Linked DNA regions of Homo sapiens: region 1 is linked to region 2. Evidence: read pairs that join two places in POLR2A ChIA-PET (ENCODE). Cell type or tissue: A673. All regions are shown on one strand.

What was found. Peaks named below come from ENCODE experiments on the same cell type or tissue, not always from the same donor. Only the 100,000 strongest peaks of a DNase experiment are listed, where the experiment ranks them.
Region 1: POLR2A ChIA-PET joins it to region 2 with 13 read pairs; 2 of 35 experiments call an interaction of 5 or more read pairs at or near these places.

Annotation. Positions count from the first base shown.
Region 1 is chr19:31,503,932-31,511,931 of GRCh38, forward strand. No RefSeq gene overlaps it. Among named protein-coding and RNA genes, the nearest start is that of LINC02841, 12 kb to the right of the region's middle. In A673, no CTCF peak of the experiment used is centred here; a DNase peak (open chromatin) is centred at 3,568; H3K27ac peaks cover 2,249 bases.
Region 2 is chr19:31,453,429-31,461,428 of GRCh38, forward strand. No RefSeq gene overlaps it. Among named protein-coding and RNA genes, the nearest start is that of LINC02841, 63 kb to the right of the region's middle. In A673, no CTCF peak of the experiment used is centred here; no DNase peak of the experiment used is centred here.

The sequences.
Region 1 (8,000 bases), 51 kb after region 2:
ATAGAGATGGAGAGCATTGGTGGGGGGGTGGTGGGTATGAAACTCATACTTTTGTAAACACACAAAGAGAGAAAAATAATAGGTGTGCAGGTAGGTTTGCTATTCTGTTCATCACTGCCCCTCTAATGTCGACAGCCAGCCCTAAAGTCCAAATGCCCCACCTGGGGTAGCCTGCAGGAATCCGTCCTGTGCTGCAATCCCTACAGGAGCCCGGGGACAGTACACTGGTGAAAGCCATCCGATGTGTCTTATTTTTAGCAGCAGGGAAATGTGGACACCTCTGGGTCAACCCTGGGATTCAAATCATGTAACCCAGGTCTCAAATTCTCTCTTGCTCTTCTCTTCACCTATGTGGACTCTAGAGTTACAAATCCCTCCTGGACAGTGGAGGTGGAGTGTGGCCAGCTGTCATTTTGACAGGTCTTCCTTGCTGTTGTCCTCGGCTGTTCAGGTGACCCCCAGATGCATGTGGCTGACTGTGCGTGGCCTGTGTAGACCAGGGCACCTTGGTAGTTTCCTTAGTAACCTGAGCATGCTGAGAAGGCATGGTTTTCATGTGGGCCAGGTAGGGGACAGCCACTTCAACTCACCAGGTAAATGGCAGTGGGACAGGGCACTGGCCTGACCACACTCAGGAAAACCTCACAGAGCACAGAAGAAGAGTGATGCATACACCATCTCCATACAGCCTGAGGGACCGCATCGCCCTGTGTCTGCAGCGACACGGACTGTTGGATCTTCAGTCAATTCAGAAGACATCAACCCATCAGTCTGTCATTTACCATCATTTTTTCTTTCTTTCTTTCCTTTTCTTTTTTTTTTTTTGAGACAGAATCTCACTCTGTTGCCCAGGCTGGAGTGCAGTGCCACAATCTCTGCTCACTGCATCCTCTGCTTCCCAGGTTCAAGGGATTCCCCTGTCTTAGCCTCCCAAGTAGCTGGAACTACTGGAACTACAGGTGCCCGCCACCATGCCCTGCTAATATTTGCATTTTTAGTACAGACAGGGTTTCACCATGTTGGCCAGACTTCTCTCAAACTCCTGACCTCAGGTGATCCGCCCACCTTCACCTCCCAAAGTGCTGAGATTACAGGCATGAGCCACTGTGCCAGGCTCATCTACCATCATTTAAACAAAAACTCATGTGCCTCCTTCTAACTCTAGGTCTGTTCAGGAGCAAATGCCACTGGATGTACGTTGGATCCCACTGTACATCTAGGGCCATGACTTCCACACCTTGGCATACCTCGGCATCACCTGTAGGGCTGCGGCCCCAGCCCTGAGGGCTCCTGACCGAGGAGGTCTGGGGTGAGGCCTGAGAACCTGCATGTTTAACAAGGTCCTAGGTGACACCGATGCTGCTGGTCTGAGGACAGCACTCACCATAGTCAGAGAACCGTGGTCCACCGGAAAAGTGTGAATCCTCGGCCAGGCTGGATTTATCCAGGATTTTACTTCTCCTCCTGCTTTTCTTCCTTTTCTAGAGTCCGGCCGGGAGGACTGCGGGCAGCTGGGACAGAAGTGTTTGGAGGTAACACGTTGTATGTGTTTTCCTTGTTCTCCTGCCCTGCTCACCTCGACTCCCTTCCACAGCTGTAGGCTCGCTCCTCTGCTGTGGGCTTTCCTCTGTTCCTCAGTCACCCTCTGAATGAGGGCACCCTTTCAGGTGATGACACAGACACTCCACAGACATCTGCCGGCTGCCCAGTCTCCAAATGCCCTGCAGAGATGTGACTGGAAGAGTTTGGGGCAATTCCAAGGGAGTCCGTTGAGAGAATCATCCCAGTTGGTTGGAGGAGGGCAAAGAGGTAAGACTGAGAGGAGACGCTCTGTAAGATGAGCACGCAAGAGTATGCCAGGGCAGAGCGGGCACAGGAGAGCAAGCAGGAGTGGGGGACAGGGACGTGTGCTATCTTCCCAGGCAGCTAGAGCCCAAAGCCATGCACAAAGGGAAAATCACCAAGAGGCAAAATGACCACTGAACAATCTCCCAGGATCTGCCAAGTCAATATTTTTGTCATTGTTGTTGTTGTTTGACACAGGGTCTTGCTCTGTCACTCAAGCTGGAGTGCAGTGGTGCCATCATAGCTCAATGCAACCTTCACCTTCCAGGTCAAGCGATCCACTCATCTCAGCCTCCTGAGTAGTTGGGACTACAGACACACACCACTACGCTTGGCTAATTTTTTTCTTTTGTTTTGTAACACAAGGTCTCACTTTGTTGCTCAGGCTGGTCTCAAACCACTGGGCTCAAGTGATACCCCCACCTCGAACTCCCAAAGTGCTGGGATTACAGGTGTGAGCCAGCGTACCCAGCCCCAAGTTAAGACTGAGGAAGCTTTCAGTGACGCCTCCACTCAGGCCCACTCCGAGACATAGATTCTGTCCACCCCAGTGGACCGGGGGCAGAATCTGTGCTACTTCATTGTCATTGTAAGCTTTTGTTTGTTATTTTTAGACTTACTTTCTTTCATGTGAGTTATGTGGATGGTTGAATCCTCATGATTTCTTCTTGCACAGGATATAGCATCCCCGATTTCACCTTTGGAGCGGTGATCATATAGTTTATTGCACAAATCAGACATTTTTTTTTTCTTTTAACAAAGTTAAGATCACAAAATTTTATACCTTGCTTTTTACATGTTATAGGATATAAACACTTCCCGTTTGACTGAAGTATCTACTTAATCAAAAAGACTGATGCTTGTGTAATATTCCATTTTATGAGTGTATCATAATTTATTTCATCATTTCCACATTGTTGAACATTCAGTCTTTATTCTTCTACTTGTCATTGTCATTTTTATGTAAGGAGGACATCTTTGTGTGCACATCTTTGTGGTCATTATGGATTGTTTCCTTAAAAGAAATTCCTGGAAAAGCATTATTAGGTGAATAAAATGACTGTCTTTTAATCCCAAATAGGGTAATAGTACCTCCTTCCTCAACTTACTAAAGAAGAAAAAATCAAGAAGTCGTGAAACTGGGTCCTGTCAACATCTTACTCCAGGAACCTCTAGCAAGAGCACAGCCATGCCCCCCGGAAGAGGTGGAAGACCCTGCTTCCTCTCCATCTACACAGTCTTCTCCCTACAGCCATGCCCCCCAGGAAGAGGTGGAAGACCCTGCTTCCTCTCCATCTACACAGTCTTCTCCCTACAGCCATGCCCCCCAGGAAGAGGTGGAAGACCCTGCTTCCTCTCCATCTACACAGTCTTCTCCCTACAGCCATGCCCCCCAGGAAGAGGTGGAAGACCCTGCTTCCTCTCCATCTACACAGTCTTCTCCCTACAGCCATGCCCCCCAGGAAGAGGTGGAAGACCCTGCTTCCTCTCCATCTACACAGTCTTCTCCCTACAGCCATGCCCCCCAGGAAGAGGTGGAAGACCCTGCTTCCTCTCCATCTACACAGTCTTCTCCCTACAGCCATGCCCCCCAGGAAGAGGTGGAAGACCCTGCTTCCTCTCCATCTACACAGTCTTCTCCCTACAGCCATGCCCCCCGGAAGAGGTGGAAGACCCTGCTTCCTCTCCATCTACACAGTCTTCTCCCTGGGAGCTAGATAGAAAATGCTGATGTAATCGGCATTCAGACCTCCAAAACAAAATTAAAAGACTGGCCAGGAAAAAAAAAGAAAAAAACTTCTGTGTCTTCAGACACTAAGGCAGCCTTCAAAAGCCTTCTGAGCACAGATGGCTGAGAGGTCAGAGAACGGGAAACCCAGGGTCCCTCCGTGCTAATGCTGGTGCCCGGTCTTGGAAGATCTGGGTCTCCTGCCAGCTTCCCTCCTCACCTGTCCCAGAGTCAGAAGGTGAACATCTTTAAGCCTAATGGGGTGAATGCTTACTATACTAGGAGCTCATTTGTAACATAAGGGCCCTACTACAATCCCACTCCTCATGCAAAATTGCCAATTTATGGCAATATTCCTTGTTTAGAAAACAAGGCTATCCAAACACTATAATTACAACGTGCACCAGAAGCCGAGAGTTCCCTACATTAATGCACAGGCTCCAGATACATTCGTCAAATAGAGTTTTTTTTTTTTTTTTTTCTCTTTGCCTTCTTCTCTGGGTACTTTTAAGTTCAGGGACAGAGAACATGTCTTCATTAGAAACATTAACATTCACAGGCTGTAGTAAATTTTGACAGTGAAAAGGTCTCTGTAACCTTTAGTTGTGCAGAAATTTACTTCCCAAGAAAATTACATCTGGCACTGTCTTAATTAATGCTAGCTTTCTTTTCTGAAAATTGTGGGCTTGTCAGTAAAAAAGGCAGAAAAACCTGAATTTAAAAGGCTGGACACAAAAGACGCCGAGAAATAAAGCTCTGTGAGATTTCATAATATTGCTCTGTTTTTGTTCTACAGTAAGAAGATGAAAAGATCTCATTTGATTTTGCCAAATGCAGCAACATACATGTAATGTAGAATTGATTTGCATTTTCTCTCTTTTGTCTCTGAGTTTTATCATGTAAAGTGTGCTTGGGAAGGTATTCTATTTTAAAAGCAATAGGTCAAATAAAATCCATACCTACGAGGAAAAAAAAATAATGTATGACTTCATTTTTTTAGCCTTTCTCTAACTGCTAGTATTAATCGCAGCTAACAGGAAGAACCGTGGCTGTTTTCGCAAGTGAATTTTGATTATCTGACATTCTCTCTCCCGGTTTAAAATGGGTTCTAAGTATGATGGGAGAGCTTGGCTTCACGTCCGGATATTTCTATTTTGCATGGCTTGGACGTCTATTTTGAAAATAAGATGCTTTGGCTTTCTTTGGGGTTTAGAGATTACCCTAGGTTTATTTTTTTTCTTCTCTATTCAACTTTGCATTTTGATGATCTAGCATTACCTTTCTCCAGTTTGAGAAAGGAGCCTCAAATACATGGTCCTAAGTCATTCTTTCTAACGTGTGTTTTGTGTCATGTGACATGAAACTTTTTTTTTTTTAATTTACTTTAACTTCCAGGATACATGTGCAGAATGTGCACGTTTATTACTTAGATATACATGTGCCATGGTGGTTTGCTGCACCTATCAACCCCTCATCTAGGTTTTAAGCCCTGCATGCATTAGCTATTTGTCCTAATGCTCTCCCTCTCCTTATCCCCCAGCCCCCAGACAGGCCCTGGTGTGTGTTGTTCCCTTTCCTGTGTCGACATATTCTCATTGTTCAACTCCTATTTATAAGTGAGAACATGCGGTGCTTGGTTTTCTGTTCCCGTGTTAGTTTGCTGGGGATGATGGTTTCCAGCTTCATCCATGTCCCTATGAAGGACACAATCACCTTCCTTTTTATGGCTGCATAGTATTCCATGGTCTATATGTACCACATTTTCTTTATCCAGTCTATCATTGATGGGCATTTGGGTTGGTTCCAAGTCTTTGTTATTGTAAATGGTGCTGCAGTAAACATACGTGTGCATGTGTCTTTACAGTAGAGTGATTTATATTCCTTTGAGTATATACCCAGTAACATGCTTTTAAAAATGTCTTAGTTTTGCTATGTGTACAGGAGGCTGGAGAACTAGAAGGTGCGTGGTCTTGGAGAAGCTCTGTAGCCATCAAGGCCACCCTGGGGCCAGGCAGGGTGGCTCATGCCTGTAATCCTAGCACTTTGGGAGGCCGAGGCAGGTGAATTACCTGAGGTCAGGAGTTCGAGACAAGCCCGGCCAACATGGCGAAACCCCATCTCTACTAAAAATACAAAAATTAGCCAGGCTTGGCGGCAGGTGCCTGTAATCCCAGTTACTGGGGAAGCTGAGGCAGGAGAATCTCTTGAACCCGGGAGGTGGAGATTGCAGGCAAGATTGTGCCATTGCATTCCAGCCTGCGTGACACAGCGAGACTTTGTGTCAAAAAACAGACAAACAAACAAATAAACCCACCCTGGATTCTGATGATGGGAGAGAGAAAGGGTGACTTGTCCAAAGTCACATTGCAGAGCTGGACTCAGCTCCCAGACTCCTGGGTCCTGTCCTCACCACTCCACAATACCCTCTACAACAGCACACAGGAAGGAGGACTCTCACCTGTTCCTCCTGCATTGTGAAGCCTAAGAAAACAGCGATGGGATCATTGATTTTGATTTGGGGCCAGTACCTCCAAAAATGTGGGGCAGTCCTGCCTTGGAAACTCGAGGGGATTTTAATGGTATCCAGCCAGCATGGTGTCCAGCTAGGGCCTGCTTGGGCACTTTCTGTCCTCCCAAAGTCAGGGAAGGAGGCTGTCTTTGGCTCCAGCCAGCATATCTTGAATGTCTCTGTGACACTGGCTGGCCACCCCTTTTAATAGAAAGAGAAGGACTTAGGCTTCATCAAGCCTTCATACTGAGCTGAAATTTAATTACATAGTTTGTTTCCATTATGTTCTTTTTAATGGTTATTTCATATTTATGGTAAGTGCTATTACTTTTCTATTCATAGTAATAATATAAAACTTCTTTTAAAAATTAAATCCATTTAAGTAAAAAAGAATGAATATAAATTAAATAAAAATATTAAGTAAAAGAGAGTACCAATGGCTCCCCGGGTGTGGTCAAGAATGCGAGGGTGCTAGAGGAAAGCTTAAGGTTCAAGTTGGGCAGAAGTTGCTTTAGAGGACAGAGAGGAGCAGGTGGAGGGGACCCCCACCTGCTCCTCTGGACTCCCGGGTGGGATATGTCTTCCTCAATGTTCCAGGAGCTTTTTACATGAAGGTACCCATTATACATAATTTACGTGTGTTGATCAAATGATGAGTGGGCGCCTCTCGCTCATTTAATAACTCACCGTGGAGGCTGTTGGAGAGACGCCCCTCGTCTCCATGCTTAACAGACTCTCCTGCTGCTCCATGACAGCTGGATAGGAGGCAATATTTTAAGATAAAAGGATTATTAAAATAGTGCATGTGCTGTGTTCACACTCCCATGTGCTTCCTCTTTCTCTGAGTTGTTGTCGAGTGCCATGTAATTTAATAAATTATAACATATTTATAAATAACACCTTAGGTTAATGTTGTCATGCATTTTTCACAACTTAGCATTGTACACAGAACGAGTGGGAAAGTCGGGGGAGAAGGGGTCCAAAATGCAAAGAGAAAGGAGGGTGCTCACAGCGTCAGGTGGGAGTGGGCTTCCCCCCTAAAGACAACAGCTTGTTCAGGGTCGCTCATGTGCAGAGGGTGGCCTACGGGTCCATCAGGGGCTGAGGGATATGCTTGGGGCCTGTGGAAGAGCTTTGGAGGCTGCGGAAATATGGGGTCTGGGGTGAGTCTATGGGGAGTCCATAGGGACCACTGGGGGTCCTTGGTGGTCAGTGTGGGTCCATATGGGGAGTGGTAGGAGGGATCAGAGTCCAGATCTAGACTCTGCCTGAACCTCCTGCAAGCCTTTCACCCCCTCTCTCCCTCTCCAACCCAGGGCCTCAGTTTTCCCACAAGGAGCTTAAGCAAGAGGCTCCTGTCCTTATTCTAGGATTCTAGTTTCCCACAGGAGACAGAACCATTAGCAGGTGGCTGTATTATGTTTAGATGTCTCAGACTTGTCCGGGGCTGTAGGAGTGTGTGGGGGCAGTGGGAGTGTGTTCAGGGCTACGGGGGTCCATGGCTTTGGGAAGGGGCTCAGGGCAGACAGTGTCCAGGCAGGCTGCCTGCAGCTGAACTGACCATCTACCTCTTCATATCCTACCTGCCTGGCTTTTAACTGCTCAGGAAATTAAACACTGTCCATTTGAAAAATTAGAGATAAAACCATAAGAGAGAAAATCAAAAGATCTGAGATGAGCCAATTCCTCCTCATGCGAGACTTGGCTCCAAGGGTCCTGGGAGTGAAGACAAAAGAGAAACTTGAGACTACCACTCCCCACGCTCTAGCACATGTGCAGAGCACTCGGCAATCTTGTGGAAATGTGGATTGTGATTCGGGAGACCTGCGCAGGTGTATGAGGGTGGAACCACACTTTGAGAAGTGACTTTGGACAATCTGGTGCTCAGAGCCTGCAAAAGGAAGCCAGCAAAGCCAC
Region 2 (8,000 bases):
CTATACATAGAACCCTAGAAGTGAACGAGGGAAGAAACACACTCCACAGAGGAAATAAAATATCCTTGTGGCTTGTCTTAGGCTCTAGTTGGAATAAAAAGAAGAAAGGTTTTACTAAGAATTTCTAATATAAATCATTGCATGAGTTTGGGACTGAAATTTATACTACCTGTGTGGACTGAAAATCTCCATGAAATTTTATTTTAAAGTGATTTCAAATTGGCAATCCTCACATGTCTAGGAGAACTAAACTAAATCTTCTTTGGAAGACCACTTTAACTTCAGATTTCAAAAAACTCCAATAGATAAAAATTCCTGATAATATGTATCCATAATCAGAAATTACAAATCACATGAGGCAACATGCCTGCCATAGCAAAACTCAGCAAAAAAAAAAAAACTACAGAATTATCACAAAACCTATAGCTACCACAATGATAAAATTCAGAATATTTTAAAGTATGTTTATTATAATTAAATAAAGAGTTTCCAAAGTGTGATTATGGAACTAGAAACTATGAAAAATGACCAGGAAACTTTTGAAAAAGAATGATAAAATCCCTAGGACTTAAAAAAAACTCAAGGCCCAGGATAAACAGACATAGAAAATAGAGTAGGAAAGTCTAACATGTCTTTTCAGAGTTCTAGAATAAACACATTGAGAGAATTGGGGAAAAGGTAATATTTGAAGATAAAGTGGCTGCAAATTTCTGAAATTGATTAAAAAATACTAATTGTCAGATTCAGAAAGCACAACTTCTCCCAAACTGAATAAATCTACAGCTGCAAAACCCTCAGGGCAAAAAGTGGACAGAAAATGAAGAGGAATGATGCATATTAATGATAATTTCTCTGGAAATGGAAATATGAACAGCAATGCTAGAAGCTAGAAAATAAAACAATACCTTCAAAATTTTGAAAAAATATTACTCTAAACCTGGAGTTGCCAGGTGTAAAATTATATCTTGCAAGAATGAAGTTGAAATACATATATATCAACAAGAAAAAATTGTAGAGTTTAAAAAGAATAGGCTCTTAAAAAGGAAACTTCTAAAGTCCATTGTTTGTAATTCAGAAAAAAAAAATCTGAGGTGTAGGAAAGAATGGTGAGCAAAGAAAATTATACACATGTGGGTAGAACTAATTAAATAATACAATGTAAAACAAATATTATGATTTATAAAGTGTACAGTACAAACTGAGTAAAAATAAAATATTGGGCAAAAACAGCATATATCAGTGTCAGGTGTTAAATATTCTAAGCTGATTCTATTAATCTGAAAGAGGGAAAATCTATTAATGAACTAGAAAACTGAAAAACAGAAGATTAGACCAATCACCTACATTTAAAATACCGAAAAAGATAGAAAAACAGTGAAAAACAACAAAAACCCCCAAAATTAAATGATAGAAATATTATCAATTATAATAATCTGCACAATAAATGTAAATGAATTATACTTTCTAGGTGAAGAACAAAGGTTTTTAGACTCCAATTTAAGAAAAATATTCTGTTTACAAGAGGAACACCTAAAATATTCAGTCACAAAAGTTTGAAAGTAAAAAAATGAAGACAGGTATACAGAATAAAAACCAACGAGCCAAAAGGAAGCTAGTGTAGCAATATCAACGCTATACAAACTTAGTAATTCAAAATGAACTACTGAATATAAAGTATATCACACCGTATTGTGCCCCAAACTTCTATGAATTTAATGCATAGCTTTACAATATGCAAATGAAACAATGAATATTACTGAAGCAGAACAAATAAATCCATCATCTTGCAGAAGATTTTAGCACATCTTTTTCAGTAAATTATAGAACAGGTAGAAGACAAATGATTGAATATATAGAAAATTTAATCCATAAACTAACAAACTTAATTAATAGGTAATATAAAATAACATTCTTAAATTCAGAAAAATTCTTTCCAAGGATACGTGGAATATTTATTAAAATGAAACACATGCAGTAAGACAAAAATTTCAAAGAACTGATTTCATACTGAACACAACATGGTTAATTTGGAAATTAAAATGAGTTTTAGAATCTCAGACATGGAAATTTAAAAATGTATCTCCAGGTAGCTTATTATATCTATTAATTAGAAATTAGTAATTAATAATGTTAAAAATACTTTGGTTTATACACACACACATATGTATTTATAATAACTCTTGGAAAGCCAAGAAAGTTGCATCTAAAAAATTTATACCATTTACATTGGAAAAGAGGCAAATGTTAAAATAGAATAGAAATTAATAAAATAAAAAGTATTATGCTAGAGAAACTGAGCAAAGCTAATATTTGGTTGTTTTAAAAGAATAATAAAATAGACCAACTCTGGCAAGATATATTATGAAAACATCATAGAAAGAAAGCACAAATACAATTATTTTGAGAATGAAAAAAGCAAAAAGGTTAAACTGTGATTTAAAGAAAGTAGTTTATTTTTTCAACTTTATGACAATATATGCAACATTTAATTGAAATGGACAAATTCTTAAAAAAAAAAATCAACTAATCTGACCAAAGGAGAAATCTTTAATTTCTAGAGTCCTATAGCCATTGAATACCATGCATCAGTAGTTAAAAAAATAAATTAATTAAAAAAAAACTTTCCACTATGAAACACTAGGCACAGATGATTTTATAGATACATTATACCAATGAAGAAATAATCCTAAACCTTCACAAACACTTTAAAGCAAAACAAAACAAAACAAAAAAACAAGAGGGTACAATTCCCAAATTATGTTATATGGCTACCACAACACAGATATATCATAGCTAGACTAGGACAATGTATGAAAAAAGTTACAGGCTAATCTTACTCATTAGTATGGAGCAGAAACCTATATCCCTTCAGCTAATGACTTGTGAAAAGATAACATGCAATGACCAAGTTTGTTTTATTTCAGGAAGGCAAAGTAAATACAAAAATTGTGAAACTTATAAAAGTTGTTCATCATATTACATTGAGAAGATCATGTTAAACTCTTTTATTCTGATTACTGTTTTCTAATTCTAATTTTAATTTTCTTAATGTTTGTTTCTTATATTTTGCAGGTACGTTTTTATGTGCATTCACATTTAGAATGGAGGAGTACATTCACTTGGATTTATCCCTTTTTCATTATGAAATATATCTCTTTGTTTTTAGCAATGTTTGTTCTAAAGTCTACTCTATCTGATATTGCTATGACTGCACTAGCTTTTCTTGGTTAGGGTTTGCATGGTATGTCTTTTCTCATCCTTTCATTTTTAACAACTCTGTGTTCTTACGCCCCAACTTGTGAGTCTTAAACAGGATATAGCTTGGTTTTGTCTTTATACTCAGGCTGCCAATCTTTGCTTCTTGGAGCATTTACTCATTTATATGTAATGTAATTACTGTTATATTGTGTTTATTGTCCTCCATTTTTTTTTCTGTTTCTACTTGACCCACTTGTTTCATATTCTTTGGCCTCTCCTGTCTTGACTTCTTTTAAATCAATCAGACTTTTCATTATTCTCATTCTTTCCTTTATTAATTTATTGTTATTTGTTATTTTATTATTCTTTTAGTTTTTACCCTAAAGATTACATCATTTATTGATGTGTTAATGTCTAAAATAAGTTATTGCCTTTCCACTTCTCTGATTATGCTCAAAATCTGAGACATTCTAAGTCCACTTAAATGGGTATATTCCATTATACCCATCTAATGAGTTCTAATCTTAATGTATTTTAAGTTTTTCTAATTTCCATTCATTTCTTCTTTTGATTATATATATATATTTGCTTCTTCTTTTGCAGTCTTGCTGTCATATATTTTAATTTTCCATGTTTCAAACCTCATATTATTAATACCATTATCTTTTTTTTTTTTTTTTTTTTTTGAGATGGAGTCTCGCCCTGTCTCCTAGGCTGGAGTGCAGTGGTGTGATCTCAGCTCACTGCAAGCTCCGCCTCCTGGGTTCATGCGATTCTCCCACCTCAGCCTCCCGAGTAGCTGGGACTACAGGCGCCCGCCACCATGCCTAGCTAATTTTTTGTATTTTTAGTAGAGACGGGGTTTCACCATTTACAGGATGGTCTCGGTCTCCTGACCTCATGATCCGCCTGCCTCCATTATCTTTTTATACAGTTGATTTCAGTCCATGTACATATATAGTCACTGCTTTGCTTTCTTTTCCTTCTTTCAATTCTGTGATTCCCTGCAGAATTTTTTTTGTATTAGACTCAACTATATGAACTTGCTATTATTCATCAGTTTTCATCAACACAAGCATCACTATCATATAGTTCAACCTAATATTACCTTAACGCATTTGTCTGAATAACCTGTGTAACTTTTATAAGATGGAGTCTTGCTTTGTTGCTCAGATGGAGTGCAGTGATTATTCACAGGTGCTATGGTAGTGCTACAGCTGCAAACTGCTGGATTAAAAAGATTCTCCTTCCTCAGCTTTCTGAGTAACTGGGACTGCAAGGCATCCACTACTGCACCTGGCTGTGAGACTCGTGTCTGTTTTTTATTTTGTCTCTTGGTCATGTGGCCCTGAATTTTGGTGTGTGTACTACTTTCTTTAAATACATTGTTAAGTACACAAAGCACACAAATGTTAATGCGTACCTTGATGCCTTTTTAGATATGTGTATCCCTGTGTAATTTCCATCTAGATCAAGGGATACAGCATTTTTAGCAGTTCAATAGGTTCCCTCATGCCCTCTGCCAATTATTATCTCTCCAAGAATAGTTGGGGGAGTTATACTTGTTTTCAATTTCATGTGAATGAAATCGTGGAGTTGATGTTTCTTCCCTTAACTTTATGTCCATGAGTTCATCAATGCTGTGTCTATCAGGATTTTGTTTCTTTTCGTTGTTGAGTAGCATTCCATTGCAAAAATTGAATTTTTTATACAGTTGAAATTTATTTATACAATTAAAAATTTTTAAACAGTTGAAATTTTTTTCAAATATATTTATCCGTTCTACTATTTATGGACACATTTTTCATCATGGTGGTTTTATAAAGAATGTAGCTATAAACATTCTGGTGCATGTCTTTTGGTGGACATGAACACCCACTTTGGGAGAAGATTTATATACTGGTAATTACAGTTATTAGATGATAATATGTATGTATATTTTGATTTAGTAGGTATTCCTAAATAGTTTTACAGAATGATTGTGCCAATTTATATTCTTATTAGCAATTTAAGAGAATTTCAGCTGTTCTCCATCCTCCCAAACACCTGGTAATGTGAGTCTTTTAAATTTAGTCTTTCTTGTAAGTATATAGCAGTGTCTCATGAGCTTTATTTGTATTTCTCTGATGCTTGAACACTTTTTCATATGTTTATTGGCGATTTCAAAATCCTCTGTTGTGCTGGACAACAAGGTGAAACCTCGTTTCTACTAAAAATACAAAAAATTAGCCGAGTGTGGTGGCACATGTCTGCAGTCCCAGCTGCCCGAAGGGCTGAGGTGGGAGGATCACATGAGCCTGGGAGTTCTAGGCTGCAGTGAGCTGTGATCTTGCCACTGCACTCTAGCCTGGACCACATAGTGAGTGAGACCTTATCTAAAAAAAAATCCAATCCTATATTGTGAAGTGCCTGTTCATATTTCTTTCTTATTTTTGTTAGGGTCATCAAAATTTTTCTAATTTATTTGTAGAAACATTTTTTTTAATACTCTGAATTTGAGTTTACAGTTGAAGGTTTGTACTGGAAATATCTCTTTCATGTTTATGGCTTATCTGTTTATTCTCTTAAAGGTGTCTTTTAATGAAAAGGGATTCTTAATTTTGATTAAATCATTATAGAAATCTTTTATAGTTGGTATATTTTTAATCTTGATAAACAAATGTTTGCCTTATTCAAAGATAATTAAAGATCTTTTCCTACTATGTGTCTCCTAGAAAACTAATTTATTTTTATTATCATATTTAGTTCATTGGTTCATCTTGAATTAATTTTTTTGTATAGTATGAAATGGGGGTTGTATTAGCCAGGAATCTCCAGATAAACCCTACCAATAGGATAGACAGATACATACATACACACATAGTAAAGTTTATTGTAAGGAATTGGCTCATGCCATTATAGAGACTGAGAAGTTCCAAAATTTGTAGTCAGCAAGTAGAGATCCAAGAGCACTGATGGTGTAGTTCCAATAAGGAGCCAGCAGGCTTGAGACTTGAGGATAACCAGTGTTTCAGTTTGAGTCTAAAGGCTGGAAAAAACCAACATTCCAGCCTAAGTCTGTCAGGCAGAAGAAATTTCCTCTAACTCAAGGGAGGGTCAGCCTTTCGTTCTATCTATCTAGGCTTTTAATTGACTGGAGGAGAGACACCGACATTAGGAAGTGTAATCGGTTTCCCTCATTCTACCAATTCAAATGTTAGCCTCAACCAAAAACTCCATCACAGACACCCCGAGAACAATGTTTGACCAATTATCTGGGCACCCCATGGCCCAATCCAGTTGATACACAAAGTTAACCATCATAAAGGTCAAGGTTGGCTTTTATCTTTGTGTGTGCGTGTGTGTGTGTGTATGTGTGTGTGTATACGTATACATTGTTGTTTTTCATCATGGTGAATATGGCACAAAGCTATTTGGTATATCAGATAAATACAAAAGAAAGCTCAGTAAGACACTTCTCTATACCTATATGTATACACATACACACACATATGTGTGTATATCCATATATATGTATGTGTGTATATGTGTGTATACGCACACACGTATATATTTGACCTATCACCATTTCAAAAAATGACCATCCTATTTCCACTGAATGTTGTGTGTATCCTTTGTCATTAATGATATGTCTGTATAAGGTGGTTGTTAACACAATCAATAATGTTGACTGAAAATATAGCTATATACATATGTTTGTATTTTAAAATATTTTCTATTTTTACTAAAGTAATAAATGTGTATAGTTTAAAAATTATGCCGTATTAAATAATTCTGCTTCACTCCTTTATTCTCTCCTACTTCTACTTCCTATAAGTGATGGCTTTTCATATTTTTTCTATTCTAATTAATACTTATGTTGCTACTTCTTGATTTATGAATGTTTCATATTATATACTGATTTCTTGTTTTATTAGCTACATTTTTTGTTTTTACATATCTACCCCCATTTCCCTTCCTCTATCTAATCAATATATCTATATTACCATTTGTGAGTAAATCATTAATTAATGTTTATATTAATATGACCATATTGTTTTCTGACTAGACAAGCAGTGTACAGTAATTGTTTTGTACAACTTTTTGCTTTTTTGGCACTGACAATTGCTTTGTTTTATAATTTAATTAGTGTTCTATGTATGGGGAGCCATTTCTCCCTAAGCGCTCCAAAGACCTGTCAAATACCTGTCAGTAATTTTCCAAGTGTTCAGACACATTTTCAAGCACCTATATGCATCCCACCCGAGAGACTTCCCTCATATAAACCTTAGTGAACTTGGTCTCCCAGCTTACAGTGTTACAGCAGAGAAGCAGAGTTTTTATCTCATTTCCTATTCCTTTGTATATAGCCAGTTTGCATTTTTGATTGTTTTTCCTCTTGGAATCTCTTAGGATCTACTTTTTATCCCTGGTGTTCTGAAATTGTGTGATGCTGCGTGTGGCTGGCATAGGTCTTTTCAATTTAATTTAATTAACTTTTTGCACATTTCCCCGTACGCTTCATGGGCTCAATCTGGCCATTACTCAGCAATTACTCGGCACTATTTATTTGATGATATTCTTCCCACAGTTTTCTCCCACTGGTCAGGTGTGGGAGCTCCTGGATAGATCTAACAGGCTTTTCCCTTTCTCTCTCCTTACATTCATCTCTTTATCACTTTAGTTCTACTATCTATTTTAATCTCTTCCATCTATTGTCTGTTCCTCCAAGTTCTTTTCTATTTGCTTATTTGCTTTATTTTAAAAATTTTATTTAATTAATTTTTTTAAGAGACAGGGTCTCACTCTGTTGCACAGGCTGG